2 separate regions of the Homo sapiens genome follow, and region 1 is linked to region 2. A link is an interaction called in ENCODE POLR2A ChIA-PET data of the cell type or tissue named here. Cell type or tissue: PC-3. All regions are shown on one strand.

The links. Peaks named below come from ENCODE experiments on the same cell type or tissue, not always from the same donor. Only the 100,000 strongest peaks of a DNase experiment are listed, where the experiment ranks them.
Region 1: POLR2A ChIA-PET joins it to region 2 with 9 read pairs; 2 of 35 experiments call an interaction of 5 or more read pairs at or near these places.

What each region holds. Positions count from the first base shown.
Region 1 is chr2:99,266,778-99,271,777 of GRCh38, forward strand. No RefSeq gene overlaps it. Among named protein-coding and RNA genes, the nearest start is that of LYG2, 14 kb to the left of the region's middle. In PC-3, no CTCF peak of the experiment used is centred here; no DNase peak of the experiment used is centred here.
Region 2 is chr2:99,468,408-99,473,407 of GRCh38, forward strand. The region is part of intron 1 of REV1 (REV1 DNA directed polymerase); the gene reads right to left. Among named protein-coding and RNA genes, the nearest start is that of REV1, 19 kb to the right of the region's middle. In PC-3, no CTCF peak of the experiment used is centred here; no DNase peak of the experiment used is centred here; H3K27ac peaks cover 1,861 bases.

The DNA.
Region 1 (5,000 bases), 200 kb before region 2:
TTTACCAAGGCTTTGACAGGGATGGCATGCTTTCCTTTAAGGAATCAAACTTGACTTATGGAGTCACTAAAAGCCCCTTGGAAAAACTGACCTCATACCTTTGTCTACACCGTCCCTGTATAGGGTTCCTGACCTGTGGCAAGTAAAGAATGTCACCTTCTGACAGGCCCAGGAGCCCCAGGTTTATCTTGGGACCTCAAGAGAAGAGGAATTTACTCAACTCACAGGCATTTGATGGTACAAATCCATGGCTGGACTTGGCTTTTAAAAAGTCTTATCTGAGATTCCTTCTATGGAACAAAGTTCCATCAAAGCCAATTTATAAGCCTATGTAAATATTTTTGCTGCACTGTATACAAATAATTAGGCCAAGTATAAGAAAGCAAACCAATCTTACCATGATTTGTCTTTAGTAAAAATGGGAAACTGGAGAGAAAAATTATGTTTCAAAAACTATAGTACACCTGTTGTTAGATTCTAGTCTTCCCTAATGTTTTTCAATTTTTATTATTTTCTACAGTTTGGATTGAATTCTAATTTTTCTTGGCTACAAGTCTTCATCTTCAAAATAATGTTTTCATTTTTTTCTCTTCTTTTTTTCCCCATTTTTCCTAATTTGGAGTCACTGAAAACTAAACTGTGCTTTCCTGTGAACTGAAGCCAGACAACTTAAACTTCAGAGGAAAATAACAGCAACCTATGTACATACATGATGTACATATGTACATCCTATGTACAACCTATGTGCATACAACCACTTTCATAACTGCCTACTGATGTATGGACTTCAGAGTTATGTGGCCTATATCGATTTGCCAGGATTGTTCTTTTGCCTGTTATTGTTTTTCTCGCTTCCTCCCCTTATTTTCTCTTCAAAGGACATGAGACTTCACAACCTTGTAAAAATGAGCTTTCCTAATAACTCAGGACCTACCCATCTAGGAATAAACCATCCCAACCAGGAGAGATCAGATGAAACCTGAGACCACAGACTCATTTTCTTCTAAAATGCTTTCTCCAAAAGATTTTTAATAAGAAAAGCAGGGAAATATGAAAGGAAAATTTCTTGGGCCCCCAAAATCACTAAGCTAAAGAGAAAAGTCAAGCTGGGAACTGCTTAGGGCAAACCTGCCTCCCATTCTATTCAAAGTTACCCCTCTGCTCACTGAGATAAATGCATATCTGATTGCCTCCTTTGGAGAAGCTAATCAGAAACTCAAAAGAATGCAACCATTTCTCTCTTATCTACATATGACCTGGAAGCCCCCTCCCCATTTTGAGTTGTCCCACCTTTGCTTCGAGTTCTCCCGCCTTTCCAGACCAAACCAATGTTCATCTTACATATGTTGATTGATGTCTCATGTCTCCTTAAAATGTATAAAACCAAACTGTGCTCTGACCACCCTGGGCACATGTCATCAGGACCTCCTGAGGCTGTATGACGGGCACATGTCCTCAACCTTGGCCAAATAAACTTTCTAAATTAACTGAAACCTGTCTCAGATTTTCAGGGTTCACATAATCAACCTTCTGAATTCTTTATCTGGCAATTCAGAGATTTCTTTTTGGTTTCGATCCATTGCTGGAGAGCTAATGTGATCTTTTGGGGTTGCTATAGAAACTTGTTTTGTCATATTACCAGAATTACTTTTCTGGCTCCTTCTCATTTGGGTAGACTATTTCAGTGGAAAGATCTAGAACTCAAGGGCTGCTGTTCAGATTATTTTGTCCCATGGGGTGATCCCTTGATGTGGTGTTCTCCCCTTCCCCTAAGGATGGGCTTCCTGAGAGCTGAACTGCAGTGATTGTTATTTCCCTTCTGGGACTAGCCATCCATCCGGGCTACCAGGCTCTGGGATGGTGGTAGGGAATGTCTGCAAAGAGCCTGGGATATGATCTGTCTTCAGGTCTCCCAGCCAAGGATACCAGCACCTGCTTGGACCAGAGAGTTTTAAATAGTGACTGTAATGTGAGCTTTTGATGTCCTAAGGAAAAGATGTGGCCTAACATAGTTTTTTTTTTTTTCCTGTCTATGGAGGGAATATTTTGGACTATGTGAAACTGTGCTATACCAGGTCATATCAGCTCCAAGCTCCCTTGAAGCATTTGTCTTAAGTCTCAGTTCAAACCTGGCTCTGCCCGTAACTGGTTGTTTGACCCTGAGCAACTGACTTAACACCTCTGGGCCTCTATTTCCTCACCTACCAAACCAGAATACTATGACATATTTTCAGTACTTTTGTGTGAGTTAAATTTAATATTCTGTATAGGGACCTATCACTGTGCCTGTCCTATATATCCACACTTCAACAACAGCAACTCTTGATTGCCCTCTCCTCCCTCTATGCTGTTCAGTCATGCTCCACCTTCTATGACTAGATCAGCCTGGTATGTAGCCACCACTTGAGGAGGAGAAAAGGAATTGACCTCCTCAGTCACCCCTGGACATCCATGCACCAGTATACCTGTGACCACCTGTGCTGGGTTGAATAGAGTCATCCTGAAATTCATATCCACCAGAAAACTGAATGAATGTGGCCTTATTTGGAAACAGGGTCTTTGCAGATGTAATCAAGATGAGGTCCAACCAGATTAGGGTGGGGCCTACATCCAACGATTAGCATCCTTAAAGGGAGGCCAAGTGAAGACACAGGGGAATACATAACGAAGGCTGTGTGGTGTTGGAGGCAGAGATTGGAGAGATGTGTTTACCACCCAAGGAGTGCCAAGGATTGCTGGCAACACCAGAAGGTAGGAAGAGCTGAGGGGTGATTCTTCCCTAGAGCTTTCAGGAGTATGGCCTTTCTGGCACCTTGATTTTTAATTTCTAACCTCCAAAACTGAAAGATAATACATTTCCATTGTTTTAACCCATCCAGTTTTCAGCAATGTGTGATGACAGTCCTAGGAAATGAATACAGCATCATACTTTTTTCTAGGTGGCTTTGCCAATAGATTGTCAATTCATGTTCTGTCATATTCAGTTTTATGTCCCCTGTTCTTAGCATAGCACTTGGCCTACCCGGGTGCTCTTAAATGACTGTGGGCTGAAAATGAAGCGAGAAAACACATGGGGAAAACCAAGTTGGATAAACATGGAAGGGTGTCAGTTTAACCCTGATACAGCTCGAAGAATGGCTTACATGGGCCAGGGGAAGGGGCAAGTTTGGAACATTCTGTGGGTGATTGTGCCAGAAAGTGATCCAAGAATCTCTGATTGGAGAGTTTGAATGTAAGACACAGAGAAGGACATGTGCAGTAAAGGAGCCCAAAGCAGAAAGACCTCTGAGAGGGGACAGTAAGCAGAAGCCTTAAGGCAGGAGAAGCCATGAGTGCACACCCACAGGAGACCAGAGAGTACTCAGAAAGTCACTTGGCTGTTAGAAGTGGTCATTATCAATACAGAATGGAGACTTCCCGAGTCTCAGGAAAGGCCACCAAGAGCTGCCCCTAGGCCACTAGGAGGTCTCCTGGAGAACATTCTAGGTCCTCATGCCACCTACTCACCCTCTGCTGAGGTGGCTTCCAATGCTTTCTCACTCACTTCCCTTATGAATCTTTACAGCTAATCACCATCCTCTGAGGTAACCTGAGTATTTTTCTCAACTGCAGGCCTAAATGTAGTTTGATTTAATTTGACTGCTTCTAGATAGTTTTATTTTTACTTTATAGAAAAGGAAACTGCGATTCGTATTAGCCCATTGGTGCGTTTAAGCGCTCTCTCTCTTTCTCTCTCTCTCTCTCTCTCTCTCTCTCTTTCTCTTCCTTTGTCTCTCACTATTTTTCCCTCTTAGGTTAGTTAGAGAGTGGGCATGTGACACAGAGAAGACAGCAGCAGGAAAGGTACATTTTGATGGGACAAGGAAGGTGTTGTGTGAGAAATCACTGGGTGCTCACGGGTTCTGCCGAGACCTGCTTGGTCGTGGAGACCCTAACCCAGTGGCGCTAGACAAACTAAAGACACACACACAGAAATATAGTGTGTGGAGTGGGAAACCAGGGGGCTGACAGCCTTCAGAGCTGAGAGCCACGAACAGAGTTTTACCCATATGCTTATTGAGAACAAGCCAGTAATAAGCATTATTTCTATAGATTATAGGTTAACTAAAACGGGAAACAAAGGGATGGGCTCTGGCTAGTTATCTGCAGCAGGAACATGTCCTTAAGGCACAGATCGCTCATGCTATTGTTTGTGGTTCAGGAATGTGTTAAGCGGTTTTCCACCCTGGGTGGGCCAGGTGTTCCTTTCCCTCATTCCGGTAAACCAACAACCTTCAGCGTGGGCGTCATAGCCATCACGAGCATCTCACAGAGCTGCAGAGATTTTGTTTATGGCCAGTTTTGGGGCCTGTTTATGGCCAGATTTGGGGGCCTGTTCCCCACCTGTCCCCCTTTTTGTTTTTGCAAGACGATAAAAGCAAAGGTGGCTTTGTCACGGTGAGCTACTTCTCACAGGAGCTGGGATCTGCATCTGCAGACTATACAAAGACAAGCAACACAGACTAATAACACAATCATCATTGAAATCACAGAGCATCCAAGTGTTTTTATCCATTTTAATGGGTTGATAGCTGCTAATCCATCTGCAGCTCCTTCAAGCACTCCAGTTCCTGGCATTAAGGTCAGGTGTGCCTGGGATACTTTAAATATTTGTTCTTTTAATTTTGGAATATCTGACGACAAGTTTGTAGAGTGTCCTTCTAGATGCTTTTTTATTCTTTCCCAAATTTTGATCTTATTAAGAGCCATTAATAGTTTCCACAAATCCTGATGTTTAGCTCCTAGAATGGGCCATATCATTTGAGTTTGAGGTGCCACTGTACCACCATGTTTCCAGATAATAGGAACTCTTGCCATACTTCTTACCATTTCTACCATCTGACCATTTTGTTCAGACCAGCTGAACATAGTATGGCCATGGCATGCAGACTGAGAGGTGCAATTCAAACTAAACATCCTCTTAGGGAACCAATCAGTAATGATTCCATGGGAATCGTTGT
Region 2 (5,000 bases):
ATAACACACTCCCTCTGTTTTTATCCTGTTCCAAGCAACCTCCTGAATTACAATGTGTCCTCTTGACTAAACCTACTCACTAAGAAGTGACTGCCCTGTATTGACAAACCATCCAATTATCAAGCTAGACTTGTAAACAAAAATTGCCTTCTAGTTTTCAGAGGAACTCTTGCAGACCAGGCTCCCAATTTAATTCCACATAACTTGATGACCTTGAGGAATGTGATAACAGTTTCTGAAACTGTGATTCACAACCTAAAATAACCTGCCAATCTCTCCTTATCCAGTAACTTTAACAGGGCAGCCAATTACTGTGTTTCAAAAAATTAGTTTAAAAAACGGATGAAGAGTGAATACATGAATGCAAAAGTACCCTTACCCTTAACATTTAGGGTACACCTTCAATAAACATTAACTACTGTTATAGTAATCTACTCTGCCAGTCTACAGAGTGAAAATCGAGTGAGACTACACACGTGGAAACCCTTTGAAAACTATAACACAGAGAACATCATTATTTTAAGTCAGTTATCCATGGTCTACAACATAATGATAACAGTAGACTAGATACGGACTCAAATCCCAATTCTACGACTGCCTAACAATGTGATTCAGAGTGAGTCTAACAGCACTGAGCCTAACATTTCTTCATCTATAAAACAAAGTTCGACTGCAGAATCTTTGTGGGGCCATGACTGGATGAAGGGTGGATATGGTGGGGAGAAGAAAAAAGTTGGGGGTAAAAACAGCAAGCAAGCAAGGTTCCAGTCTCTAAGCCCACCTTCAATTTTAGCAGCCATGCTTTTTTTCCCCCGTAAGTTTTAGGTTTAGGGTCTGAACAAGATTGTTCTTGAAGAAAAAGCACGACAACTTGAAAAAGACTGATAACTAAGAGTAATGAACTAAAAACTAAGTACAAAATTTCTTGGTTCTTTTCTGTTTCCATGTGACTCTGTAAGACAGTCACATGTGGAAATCTCCCAACCCTCGAAAGGTTCACAAGCTAAAACTCACCTACCAGCTAAAACTCAAGTAATCAAATTATAAAGACCAACTGAATTACAGGCTGTCAATACAGCCATGTCCAGTCCCCAGTGCTAACATGCAGTAACAACTAGCCAGGTGAGGTAAGGTTAAGGCAAATGGGAGAGCAGCTCTGTCTATGAGGAGCCCAGGGATCCTGAATGCCTACACAAGACTTCCTCTTTCCATTCTCTCAATAGGGATGTTCAAAACTCTATCAAGAGTCTCATCAAGGACATGCTTATTTAAAAATATAACAAGACTACTTATGCATGCATTTTTCCTAATGTTTTATCTTTTGCTGGAACACACTACTATCAGTTCATTCTAAACTTTATTCTGCTTTCTTTTTACTATAGTTATTGGTAGATTTTACTATCTACCCCGAGAATTATGTTTATCACCAGGAACATTCATTTTCATGTAAAAATGATATTTCCTAGCACTCTGGGGGGCCGAGGCGGGCAGATCACGAGGTCAGGAGATCGAGACCATACTGGCTAAAACGGTGAAACCCCGTCTCTACTAAAAATACAAAAAATTAGCCGGGCATGGTGGCGGTCACCTGTAGTCCCAGCTACGTGGGAGGCTGAGGCAGGAGAATGGCGTGAACCCGGGAGGTGGAGCTTGCAGTGAGCCGAGATTGCACCACTGCACTCCAGCCTGGGCAACAGAGCAAGACTCCATCTCAAAAAAAAAAAAAAGATATTTCATCTATTTACAAAATAATTACTAGCATTACAAGGTTCTAAACAGTTCATCACACACTAGAAAAACTTCCACTACATATCCACAAAATGTTCAAATGTTCAGTGTTAATCTGATGGTTACATATCTGTAACTCTAAAGTCTGTTGATTAACTAATGAAATTCATTTTGAGTGGCTTTTAATCAGTCTTTATTAATACAGTCATATATAAATGTATACATTTGTAAAAAGCAAAGTAGAGGTTCCTCTTCAGACTCTCCTCCCCGTGTAATTAGGAATAAATAGTAACTTCTCTTAGAAGCAAAATTTATTCAAAGACCTGTGCTAACATTCTTAAACATCTGCTAGCCGTAATAAAGAAATCAATGTACTTTATGTTCTTAGCTCCCACAATTTAGCCTAAATATTTGCCCCGGCAAGCTTATACTGGTCCAAGCAAGCGTTAGGTCATAGCCTGTTCCTCTTCCTTATTTGAAGGTGTTTTTACCTTTCTCTACATTCCACAAGTTACTTCCTCCTTCCTTTGTTCTCCTCTGCCTTTGCCTCTTTTAAAACAAGATTGGCTAAGTTGCTAGCCAATCAGAACAAATACAGAATGTGAGGTCCTGTTCCAGCCAATGGAAACCGGGCATAGCAGCAGGGTGGACGCATCAGGTTATAAATGACCCGGTCTCCTTTGTTCGGTGTACTCTCATGGCAAAACTGCTGGCGAGTGTACCCTTTCTGCAGAAAGTATAAAAATGGCCTTGCTGAGGAAATTAAATTTATGTTCAAGTGCTACTTCTTTACAGCACCAGGGAACAAGCATTCCAAAGAGGTTTATCCTATCTTTATGTAATAGTTATCTAAGAAATATTTACTGAATGTAGTTACAAATTGACATGCAAAGAATATGCAATGAATGAATGTGCACATTATAGTAGCATAACATAATTCATGAATATGACACAAATGCAAAGAAAGCAGCCTGTGGCCACCCCTTATCTAGGCAAGGTTGAAACACAATTTGCCTTTGGTGCCCTGCCATATCTCTACTCAACACCTCTCTGTTTTCAGTGCCTCTTTATCTTACTTAGCTGTCAATTCTCTGCTAAGGCATTTATTGACAACTAAGGAACTGGTTAATAAAGGGCTTAAGGTATGATCCAACCCAGGGTCATCTGTGTTTAAAAGAACCTCTTCATGACCATTCAATGAGGAAAGGACAATCTTTTCAACAAATGGTGATAGGAAAACTGGATATCACATGCAAAAGAAGTTGGACCTTTACACCATGTTAAAAAAAAACTTAAAGTGTACAAAAGACATAAATATAAGAGCTAAAACTATCAAACTCTTGGGAGAAAACATAAAAGCTTCATGACACTGGATTTTGCAATGACTTTTTGGGGAAAATGTAACAGAAAAAAACAGATAAACTGGACTACATAAAAATTTAAAACTTCTGTGAATCACAGGGCAAAAAAGGGTTAAAAGGCAATCCACAGAATGGGAGAAAATATCTGCAAATCATATCTGATAAGGGGTTCATACACTTACCAATATAAAGAACTCCTACCATAAACTGTAATAATAAACACACAACGCCACTAAGAAATAAAAAAAGGATCTGAACAGACACTTCTCTAAAGAAGATAGACAAATGGCCAATAAGCACACAAAAAAACGTTCAGTGTCATTAATCACTATGGAAATGCAAATAGAAACCACAATGAGATACCACCTCACACCCAGCAGGATAGCTACTATTAAAAAAAAAAAAAAAAAAAAAACAAGTGTTGATAAGGATAGGAAGAAATTGGGCCCCCGAGCCCTGTTGGTGGGAATATAAAATGGTGCAGCTGATATGAGAAACAGTATGGCAGTTACTCAAAAAATCTGAAATAGAATTATCATGTAATTCCACTTGTGAGTATATATCCAAAGGCACTGAAACCTGAGACACAAAGAGGTATTTATTTGTACATTCATATTAATAAGCATTATTCACAATAGCCAAAAGGTGGAAGCAACCCAAGTGTCCATCCACAGATGAATGGGTAAACAAAATGTGGTATATACATACAACGAAATACTATTCAGCCTTAAAAGGAAGGAAATTCCAAAGCGTGCTACAACTTGCATGAACCTTGAAGGCATTATGGTAAGTGAAATAAACCATTCACAAAAAGACAAATACTGTATGATTCTACCTATATGAAGTATTTAAAGTAGTTAAATTCAGAGACAGAAAGCAGAATGGTGGTTGCGGGTGGAGTTACTGTTTAACAGGTAGAGTCTCAGGCAAGGTGAAGAGTTCTGGAGATGGATAGTGGTGATGGTTGCACAACAATGTGAATGTACTTAATGTGACTGAACAGTTAAAATGGTAAACTTTTATATGTATCGTACCACAATTAAGAAGAAAAGAGTTTTTTAAAAAAGTAGTTCTGAAGCTGGAAACACTGTATAGGCACCTGCAAGCTGCAGTGGACAGGATCTTCAGGTGGGGTGCAAAGCTGGGAAAAAGGCTACTTCAAGAAATCTGTACAGCAGTACCTGGGTGTTTTGTTTGTTTTTTACTTTGAATTGGCAGTAGTGGGAGGCCATTTGTAGAATTTACAAGAACCAGGTATTGCCTTTATGAGTGACTAAGTACATAAAGTGCTAGCACGCATGCCCTAAAAAAAGTTTGGTAACAGTCTGCTCCAATGTGCTCTTATTCTGTCCTTTAATGGTAAAAGTTTTAACAGCACAAACAGCTTTTTATGTAACATTTAGATATAAAAATACAGCTGTTTGTGGGTTTTGTTTTGATTCAACCTTACAGACCATCATTGTCTACGGCTACAGTTTTCAAACAATTGCTGAAGTTGTACGGGCACTACAGACATGCACATCCCACAAACTAGTCAGGTTTTGATCTTGAAGGGACTCTCACCAAGGTATATAAAACAAAACAAAAGGCCGGGCCTGGTGGCTCATGCCTGTAATCCCAGTACTTTGGGAGGCTGAGGTGGGCAGATCATTTGAGGTCAGGAGTTTGAGACCAGCTTGACCAATGTGATGAAACCCTGTCTCCAAAAATCCAAAAAAAATATTAGCTGGGAGTGGTGGCGCATGCCTGTAGTCCCAGCTACTCAGGAGGCTGAGGCAGGAGAGTCACTTGAACCCAGGAGGCAGAGGTTGCAGTGAGCCAAGATCGTGCCACTGCACTCCAGCCTGGGCGACAGAGCGAGACTGTCTCAAAAAAAAAAAAAAGAAAAGAAAAGAAAAGAAAAAAGAAAAA